Linked DNA regions of Homo sapiens: region 1 is linked to region 2. The links are chromatin loops, found by intact Hi-C in ENCODE. Cell type or tissue: GM12878. All regions are shown on one strand. Each heading gives the region's core, and the rest is flanking DNA. Links, peaks and the distances in the headings are about the cores only. Region 1 has its middle 86 kb from the start of LINC02167. Region 2 has its middle 140 kb from the start of LINC02167.

Region 1 (5,392 bases), core at 181-5,180, 55 kb before region 2:
AGACCTGAATGGGCTCAGAAGTATCCCTTCATAGATTTCACAAAAAGAGTGTTCTCGAACTGTTGAATAAAAATAAAGGTTTAATTCTGTGAGATGGATCCACAAATCACAGAGCATTTTCACAGATAGCTTGTTTCTAGTTTTTATTATTGAAAATTTTGTTTTTCACAATAGGCCTTCATGGGGTCAAAAATATCCCTTCATAGATTCTACAAAAAGGGTGTTTCCAAGCAGTTAAATCAAAACAAAGTTTAACTCTGTGAGATGAATCCAAACATTGCAAAGCATTTTCACAGATAGCTTGTTTTCAGTTTTTTTAGGTGGGATATTTGGTGTTTCACTATAGGCTTCTATTGGATTAGAAATGTCCCTACGTAGATTCTACAAAAACAGTGTTCCCAACCTGTTGAATCAAAGCAATGGTTTAACTCTGTGAGATGAATCCACACATCCCAATGCATTTTCACAGATAGCTTGCGTCTAGATTTTATCACGGGATATTTGTTTTTTTACTATAGGCCTCAATAGGCTCTGAAACGTCCCTTTGTAGATTCTACAAAATAGTTTTTAACTTGTTGAATCAAAATAAAGGTTTAATTCTGAGACATGAACCCACATATTGCGAAGCCTTTCCACAGATAGCTTGTTTGTAGTTTTCATCATGGTATATTCAATTTTTTACAATAGGCCTCAATGGTCTCAGAAATGCTTCTTTGTTGATTTTACAAAGAGAGTGTTTCCAGCCTGTTGAATAAAAACAAAGTTTTTTAACTCTGTGAGACAAATCCACATATCACAAAGCATTTTCACAGATAGCTTGTTTCTCATTTCTATTGAGGGATATTCAGTTTTTCACTACAGGCATCAATGGGCTCAGAAATGTTCATTCGTAAATTCTACAAAAAATGTTTCCAACCTGATGAGTAAAAACGCATGTTCCATTCGATGAGATGAATCCACACATTTCAAGGCATTTCAACAGATAGCTTGTTTGTACTTTTTATTGCAGGATATTTGGTTTTACACTACAGGCCTCAGTGTGCTCTGAAATGTTCCTTCGTAGATATTATAAAAAGAGTATTTCTAACCTGCTGAATCAAAACACAGGTTCCATTCAGTAAGACGAACCAACACATCAAGAAGTATTTTCACAGATAGCTTCTTTCTAGTTAATATTGTGGGATATTTGGTTTTTCATTACAGGCCACAATGGGCTCAGAAATGTCCCTTTGTAAATTCTACAAAAAGAGTATTTCCAACCTGTTGAATAAAAACAAAGGTTTGAATCTGTGTGATGAATCCACACATGGCAAAGCATTTTCACAGATAGAGTTTTTCTAGTTTTTATCACAAGATATTCCGTTTTTAGCTACAGGTTTTAATGGTTTCAAAAATGTCCCATTGTACATTCTACAGAAGTGTGTTTCCAGCCTTTTGAATCAAAACAAAGATTAACTATGTGGGATTAATCACATCACCAAGCATTTTCACAGATCACTTGTTTCTAGTTTTTATACAAGATAATTAGTTTTTCACTACAGGCCTCAATGGCCTAAAAATGTTTCTTTGTAAATTCTACAAGAAGAGTGTTTCTAACCTGGTAAATTAAAACACAGGTTCCATTCTGTGAGATGAATCCACACATCACAAAGCATTTTCACAGATAGCTTGTTTCTAGTTTTTATTGTAGGATGTTTAATTTTTCACTACAGGCCTCAAAGGGCTCAGAAATGTCCCTTTGTAGATTCTACACAAAGAGTGTTTTCAACCTGTTGAATTAAAACAAAGTTTAACATTCTGTGATGAATTGACACATTGCAAAGTATTTTCACACATAGCTTGTTTCCAGTTTTTATCATGGGAAATTTGATTTTATATTATAGGTTTCAATGGTTCAGAAATATTATTTCATAAATTCAATGAGAAGAGTGTTAACCTGCTGAATAAAAACAAAGGTTTAACTTTGTGAGATGAATACACACATTGCAAAGCATTTTCACAGATAGCTTGTTTCTACTTTTTGTCACAGGAAATTCAGTTTTTCACTATTGTACTCAATGCGTAAGAAGTGTCCCTTCATATATTCTACAAAAATAGTGTTTCCAACCTGTTGAGTCAAAACACAGGTTTCATTTGGTGAGATGAATTTATGCATCAGAAAGCGTTTTCACAGACAGCTTGTTTCTAATTTTCATTGTAAGATATATACTTTTTCACTGTGGTTTCAGAGGGCTCAGAAATATACCTTCATCAATTCTACAAAAAGAGTGTTTCCAACCTGGTGAATCAAAACAAAGGTCCCATTCAGTGAGGCAAATCCACACATCACAAAGCATTTTCACAGATAGATTGTTTCTAGTTTTTATGCAAATAATTCAGTTTTTCACTACAGGTCACAATGGGCTCAGAAATTTCTATTTGTATATTTTAAAAAATGAGTGTTTCCAACCTGTTGAATCAAAACAAAGGTTTAACTTTTTGAGATGAATGCACACATTGAAAAGCATTTACACAGATAGCTTGTTTCTAGTTTTTATCACATGAAATTTGGTTTTTCACTACGGGCCTCAACGGACCCAGAAATGTCCCTTCATAGATTCTACAAAAAGAGTGTTTCCAAACTGTTGAATCAAAACAAAAGTTTAACTCTTCTCAATGAATTCACACATTGCAAAGCATTTTCACAGATAGCTTATTCCTAGTTTTTATTGTGGGATATTTAATTTTTCATTATGGAACCTAATGGGTTCAGAAATGCTTCTTCTGAGATTCTACAAAAAGAGTGATTCCAACCTGGTGAATCCACACAGGTGCTATTTGGTAAGATAAATCCACACATCACAAAGCATTTTCACAGATAGCTTGTTTTTAGTTTTTATTGTGGGATATTCAGTTTTTCACTATGCTCCTCAATGGGCTCAGAAATGTCCCTTCATAGATTTTACAAAAAAAAAGTGTTTTCAACCTTTTGAATTAAAACAAGGTTAACTCCATAAGGTGAATCTACACGTCACCAAGCATTTTCCCAGATAGCTTATTTATACTTTCTATCACAAGCTATTCTGTTTTTCACTATGGGCCTAAAGGGGCAAATAAATGTCCCTATGTAGATTCTACAATAAGAGTGTACCCAACCTGTTGAATCAAAACAAACATATAACTCTGTGAGATTTATCCATGCCTTGTAAAGCATTTTCAGAGATAGCGTGTTTCTCGTTTTAGTTTTTTAGTTTTTTGTTTGTTTGTTTGTTTGTTTTTCTGCTTTTTACTTCTGGTCTTAATAGGATTAGAAGTGACCCTTCATAGATTCTACAAAAAGTGTGTTTCCAACATGTTGAATGAAAACAAAGGTGTAGTTCTCTGAAAAATCCACACATCATGAAGCATTTTCACAGGTGGCTTGTGTCTAGTTTTTATCATGGGATAATGTTTTCCACTTTAGCCCTTAATAAACTCAGAAATGCCAATTGGTAGACTCTACAAAAAGTGCAATTCCAATCTATTGAATCAAACAAAAGTGTAACTTTCTGAGCTGAATCCACACATTGCAAATCATTTTCACAGGTAGCTTTTGTCTAGGTTTTAATGTGGTGTATTCGATTTTTCACTGTTGACCTCAATGGCCTCAGAAATGTTTCTTCATAGATTCTACAAAAAGAGTTTTTCCATCCTGTTGAATCTAAACAAAAGTTTAACTCTGTGAGAGGAATCGACACATCAAGAAGCACTTTCACAGACAGGTTGTTTCTAGTTTTTATCACAATATTTTCTGTTTTTCCTATAGGTCTCATTGGGCTCAGAAATCTCCCTATGTACATTCTACAAAAAGTGTGTTTCTAACCTGTTGAATCAAAACAAAGCTTTAACTCTGTGAGATGAGTCCACACATCACAAAGTATTTTTACAGATAGTTTGTTTCTAGTTTTTATTGCAGGATATTCGGTTTTTCACTACAGGCTTCAACGGGCTCAGAAATGTCAATTTGTAGATTCTACAAAATAAGGGTTTCCAGCCTGATGAATTAAAACACAGGTTCCAGTTGGTCATATAAATAAACACATCATAAAGCCTGTTCACAGACAGCCTGTTTCTAGATTTTACCATGGTATATTCTGTTTTTTACTATATGCCTCAAGGAACTCAGAAATGTCCCTTTGTAGATTCTACAAAAAGAGTGTTTCCTACCAGCAAATCAAAACAAAGCCTGCATTCAGTGAGATAAATCCAACATCACTAAGCATTTTCACCAGTTGTTTGTAGTTTTGACTGCAGGATATTTGGTTTTTCACTATAGGGCTCAATAGGCTCAGAAATGTCTCTTCATAGATTTTACAAAAAGGGAGTTTCCAATCTGTTGAATCACAACAAGGGTTTAACTCTGTGAGATGAATCCACACATCACACAGTGTTTTTACACAAAGTTTGTTTCTAGATTTTATTGCAGGATATTTGGTTTTTTAACTATAGACCTCATTAGTCTCAGAAATGTCCCCTCGTAGATTCTACAAAAAAAAGGGTTTCCAACCTGTTGAATCAAAACGAAGGTTTAACTCTGTGAGATGAATTCACACATCACAAAGCACTTTCACAGATAGATTATTTCTACTTTTTGTCATGGGATATTCTGTCTTTCACTACAGGTTTCAATGACCTCAGAAATTTCCCTTTGTAGATTCTACAAAAAGAGTGTTACCAACCTGCTGAATGAAAACACGTTCCATTCTTTTAGATATATTTACACATCACAAAGCATTTTTACAGACACCTTGCTTCTAGTATTTATTGCAGTGTATTCATTTTTCACTGTAGGCTTCAAAGGGCTCTGACATGTCTCTTAGTAGATTATTCTAAAAGAGTGTTTCCAACATGCTGAATCCAAACACAAGTACGTTTTGTGAGATGAATCTACATATCAGAAAGCCTTCAGACAGTTATCTTGTTTCTACTTTTAATTGTGTGAAATTCAGTTTTTCACTATAGGCTTCAGTGGGCTCTGAAATGTCCCCTCGTAGATTCTACAGAAACAGCGTTTCCAATTGGTGAATCAAAACACAGGTTCTATTCTGTGAAATGAATATACACATCACAATGCATTTTCACAGTAAGATTAATTCTAGTTTTTATCCAGGCATATTCCGTTTTTCATTGTAGATCTCAATGGGCTCAGAAGTGTGCCTTCGTAGATTCTGCAATAAGAATCCCTACAATGAGGTCAATTAAAATACAGGTTTAACTCTGTCAGGTGAAACCACACAGCCCAAAGCACTTTCACAGATAACTTGTTTCTAGATTTTATCACTGGATATTTCGTTTTTCACTATAGGCTTCGAGGGTCAAAGAAATGTCCCTTCATTGATTCTACAAAGAGTGTTTTCAACCTGGTGAATCAAAA
Region 2 (5,392 bases), core at 81-5,080:
TTTTCTTTTCTTTTCTTTTGACAGAGTCTTGCTCTGTCACTCAGACTGGAGTGCAGTGGTGCGATCTTAGCTCACTGCAACCTCTGCCTCCTGGGTTCAAGCAATTCTCCTGTCTCATCCTCTGGAGGAGCTGGGATTACAGGCCTGTGCCACCCTGCCTGGCTAATTTTTGTATTTTTAGTAGAGATGGGGTTTCACCATGTTGGCCAGGCTGGTCTTGAACACCTGACATCAGATTATCAGCCCACCTCAGCCTCCCAAAGTGCTGGGATTACAGGCATGAACCATCATTCCTGGCCCAAACTTTGACATATTTGACAGGCTTCCCAAAGCCAAATTTTAGCTCCAAAATTGTCTTTTTGACAAAAGAAAAGAGGGTCCCTGAAACACCCAAGAGAGATAAACAGAATCTTTTAATATGTTAAATAACATGGGAAATATTGTCAAATAAAAAATGTTTTACTTTCTTCAACTTGTATTTTGTTAAATATCTAATTAGTATGTGATCCAAAATTATATTGGATTTATAAAATTCTAATACATCTGAGTATATGCTATTAATCATAATTACAGTTTTGTTTTGTTTTGTTTTGTTTTTTGGACACAGAGTTTTGCTCTGTCCCTCAGGCTGGAGTGCTGTGGCACAACCTCAACTCACTGCAACCTCCACCTCCCAGATTCAAGTGATTCTCCTGCCTCAGCCTCCTGAGTAGCTAGGGTTATAGGCATCCATCACCATGCCTGGCTTATTTTTTGTATTTTTAGTAAAGACGGGGTTTCACCATGTTGGTCAGGTTGGTCTAGACCTCCCAACCTCAGGTGATCCACCTGCCTGGGCCTCGCAAAATGCTGGGATTACAGGCAAGAGCCAATGCCCCCAGCCCACAATTACAGTTTTTATGATAAATTACTGTAGGCCATAAATATAAACAATTTTTTGTCGATGTGCCTTTATAAGCATTTTAAGATATTTCCACAGTTAATGGATTAATTCTAATGCAGTTCCTAAAATCTTCATAAGCACACAAAATCCTGGAGTATTGTGTCTTCAAGGAGATTCATGAAAAGGATGAAAAGTGCCCAGACAAGTTGCATGCAGTTTTCTGGTCATTTTAGAATTATATTGTTTAGAGTGGGTCAGAATTCTGGGAAATTTAATGAAGAGACTGACTCATAAAACTGCTAACCCAGGAGAGACAAAAATTAATTGAATACCAAAACAATACTTTGCCAGATATTTATGCTAAATCAGCAAGTAATGAAATTCATTAGATATGAAATTTGAATAAACCATATGGTCCAAGTATAATTACCTATGTATGATAACTCATCAGTTATTAGTGCTACGTACCTAAATTGCAGAAACAAACCTAGTATGTAAGAGGACAGAAATCCTGGCCTGGCAAGTGGCTCACACATGTAATCCCAGCACTTTGGGAGGCTGAGGCAGGTAGATCACTTGAGGTCAGGAGTTCTAGACCAGCCTGGCCAACATGGGGAAATCCCATTTCTACTAAAAATACAAAAATTAGCCAGGCATGATGGCAAAGGCCTGTAATCTCAGCTACTCAGGAGGCTGATGCAGGAAAATCACTTGAACCCAGAAGGCAGAAGTGGCAGTGAGCTGATAAGGTGCCACTGCACTTCACAGAGTGAAGACTAGGCCACAGAGTGAGACTCTGTCTCAAAATAACAACCAAAACAAAAAAATAAGAGGACATAAATCCAATGTTAAGTGTGGGCTCCTGAAAAACCTAGACAGCCACTTGGGCTTTCCTGAGTTCTTATAGCTTCCATTATTAAAAGCTATGCATTTTATCACTCAACACAGAAATGATAAAATAATCTAAATTAAATGTAAATTAAGTGTGTGTGTGTGTGTTGATTATCTAAATTACTAAAATATTTTATGACCAATGCTTTGTTTGCCAAACATATAATACTGAGAAGACAATCAAAACTTCAGGTACATTTATGCTACCTGATGGGTAATTTAAACATTTATACAGAAATTTTACTCAATTGTCATTTTAACACGTTTTCTGGTTGTATAAATGCTTTCTTAAGCAAGAAGGCTGATGTTATGACAGTAGCTAAAAAGATATTAGAAAATATGTTTTCCTAATGTGACATTTCTGAAAAAAAACTCCAATGATAAAAATTCTTATTTTAGTAGAGAAGTTGTAAAACTGTTAAGTTATTACAGATACAATAGTATTAAGCAAAGCTAACCAAATTGATTGGATTGCTGTTGCAATTTCAGATTAATGACAATCAGATCCACTTAAAGTAGAAAAAATATGTTGACCATTATAAAATTGTAATTGGAAGGCCTATGAATCTAATAATAGAACCTCATGTATCTTCTGGTACCAAAATCAGATATGAATAAATGCAGCAAGCCTTTAATGCTTTATTCCAAAGCTCATTTTTACGAGGTAAAAAAGCTTTTGATGGTCCACTGACTGAAGACAATTAAACTTTATTTTTAATAGAAACCATTGATTGATTCCCCTCTTGCCATCCACCCTGCAGAAAGACTTCAGGACCTTGAATCTTGGGTTATAATTTCTCAACTCAGAAGGGTGCCTCCAAACTTTTGAAATTTTATAGCCATTGGAGAACTTAAGGCAAAGCCAACCAGGAAAGTTTCTCCTCAGAAGGAGATGGTAATCTTGATGTAGACAGCTTTTTTTCACTATATAAAACATCAATATATCTCTGTTTCTATGACACTCTTAGCTCACAGTTATATTCTTGCTTATGGCTCTATAAAAATAGAAATAAAAATGGTTATCTTGTGTTCACTCCAGGGGTATACTTGTATATTTAGAGGTTTTTGCAGCCAATCTTATATATGGATAAACTTATGTTTTGATAGATGAAAGATAAAAGAACAATTTGGATGAGAAATTTTAATGGGATATTTGTTGCTTCATAATATAAGAAACAGAACATTGGTTCATTGTTCTTAAACGACCTTATAAGCTAAAGAGAATTTTTTAAACTGCATTGTCAGGAGGCCTTGACTTTTCTGAATGGGCACTATTTGTTAGGTTTCTTTTCCCGTGGTTTAGAGTAAATTAGACAATAATTAGAAATTTATCTACCATAATAGTCTCTATAGCAGATTTTGCAGTAAAGGGTATGGATACAAAATAGAATTTAAATTTTCTTATTAAAGTTATGCGAAAAAATCAAATTTCTCTAGGTTATTATTTATAATAATAATAATGGTTATTATTTATAATAATAATGGTTATTATTATGAGACCAAGTTCTGCTGTTGTTGCCCAGGCTGGAGTGCAATGGCATGGTCTTGACTCACTGCAACCTCCGCCTCCTGGGTTCAAGCAATTCTCCTGCCTCAGCCTCCCAAGTAGCTGGGGTTACAGGCACCAGCCACAATGTCTGGTCTGGCTAATTTTTGTATTTTTAGTAGAGACAGGGTTTCACCATGTTGGCCAGGCTGGTCTTGAACTCCTGAACTCAGGTGATCTGCCCGCCTTGGCCTTCCAAAGTGCTGGGATTACAGGTGTGAGACATCATGCTTGGCCTCTCTAGATTATTTATTGGATAAACAGAAGTATCTGTTTAGTTGCTAACACTTGTAATACATCAGATATTAATGCTATTTAGTCATAGGAGATTAATGAACAGACTGCTTGATTGAAATGAGTAAATCATTTATCTGGATAATTATTTTGATCTACTTTATTTTATGTGGTTTTGTTCATGGGGACCCTGGTTAAAAAGCATACTACAGCCAGGCTCGGTGGCTCACGTCTGTAATCCCAGCACTTCGGGAGGCTGAGGTGGGTGGATCACTTGAGGTCAGGAGTTCGACGAGACCAGCCTGGCCAACATGGTGAAATGCTGTCTGTACTAAAAATACAAAAAAAAAAATTAACCAGGCCTGGTGGTGTGCACCTGTAATCTCAGCTACTGGGAAGGCTGAGGCAGGAGAATTGCTTGAACCCAGGGGGCAGAGTTTGCAGTGGGTCAAGATTGCACCACTGCACTCCAGCCTGGGCAATGGAGCATAACTCTGTCAAAAAAAAAAAAAAAACAGAAAAAGAAAAAGCATACTCCAAACTCTATTGATATTAACTTCCTGATAGTGAAAATAATGGTCTTCCTGGTGCAATATATTATCTCAAAAGTTATAAATGTGTGCATACATACAGCAGTCTCTAGAATGCCAAATTGTTCTTAACTGAAATGACAAAAACTCAAAACAAAGGCCAGGTTCAGTTGCTCACACCTGTAATCCCAGCACTTTAGGAGGCCGAGAAGGGCAGATCACCTGAGATCGGGAGTTCAAGACCAGCCTGAACAACATGGAGAAACCCCATCTCTATTAAAAATACAAAATTATTCAGGCATGGTGGTGCCTGCCTATAATCCCAGCTACTCAGGAGGCTGATGCAGTAAAACAGCTTGAACCCACGAGGAGGAGTTTACAATGAGCTGAGATGGTGCCATTGCACTCCAGCCTGGGCAACAAGAGCAAAACTCCATCTCAAAAAACAAACAAACAACAAAAAACCCTCAAAGACTATATGAACACTATAACCTATAAATGGCATGATAAGTATAGAAACCCAAAATAATAACTGTGATTGGCAGTAGTGATTTGAGTTTTGGTCACACTCTCATCTAAGTGAGAACTTAACCGAAAGTATTTTTTTTTTTTTTGAGAAGGAGTCTTGCTCTATCACCCTGGCTGGAGTGCAGTGGCACGATCTCTGCACACTGTAACCTCTGCCCCCCAGGTTCAAGCAATTTTCCTGCCTCAGCCTCCCCAGCAGTTGGGATTACAGGCATGCACCACCACACAAGGCTAATTTTTCTATTTTTACTAGAGATGAGATTTCACCACATTGGCCAGGCTAGTCTTGAACTCCTGAACTCAAGTGATCTGCCCACCTTGGCCTCCCAAAGTGCTGGGATTATAGGCATAAGCCACTGCACCTGCAGTAAAATAATGTTTAAATAAAATTATTGGAGTCTATTGTTTTGGACTGAACTTGTACACTAGGAACAGTGTACAACAGATGAGACAAAACAAAACAAAAATGGAATCACTCATGCTAAATGTGACATAATCAAACTGAGAATTTGAGAAAATAGGTAGATTCTAAAAACAACCTGGTTTTGTTTTTCTTTTGTAAACAGCAGATTTTAACATAAAAAGATCTTTTTTACTCTAATTTTTATTAAAAAATAACAACCTGAAGTTCTTGTTCCTATTTTACCAAATCCAAAGTTCTATTTCCCAGTGGAATTTGAGATGAAATAAGTACATTTATCATGGTGATACTGTGATACCAATATCTAAAATTTTGGCATATCTCAAACTTGGATACTTTAGGATGATCAAAATAGGGAA

The links. A loop is a pair of places that touch in the nucleus more often than their neighbours do. Peaks named below come from ENCODE experiments on the same cell type or tissue, not always from the same donor. Only the 100,000 strongest peaks of a DNase experiment are listed, where the experiment ranks them.
Region 1: a loop joins it to region 2, with 4 times the contacts of the local background. A loop is called at or near these places in 3 of 110 quality-filtered maps.

The regions. Positions count from the first base shown.
Region 1 is chr16:35,657,429-35,662,820 of GRCh38, reverse strand. No RefSeq gene overlaps it. Among named protein-coding and RNA genes, the nearest start is that of LINC02167, 86 kb to the left of the region's middle. In GM12878, for the core only: no CTCF peak of the experiment used is centred there; a DNase peak (open chromatin) is centred at 2,245.
Region 2 is chr16:35,601,981-35,607,372 of GRCh38, reverse strand. No RefSeq gene overlaps it. Among named protein-coding and RNA genes, the nearest start is that of LINC02167, 140 kb to the left of the region's middle. In GM12878, for the core only: no CTCF peak of the experiment used is centred there; no DNase peak of the experiment used is centred there.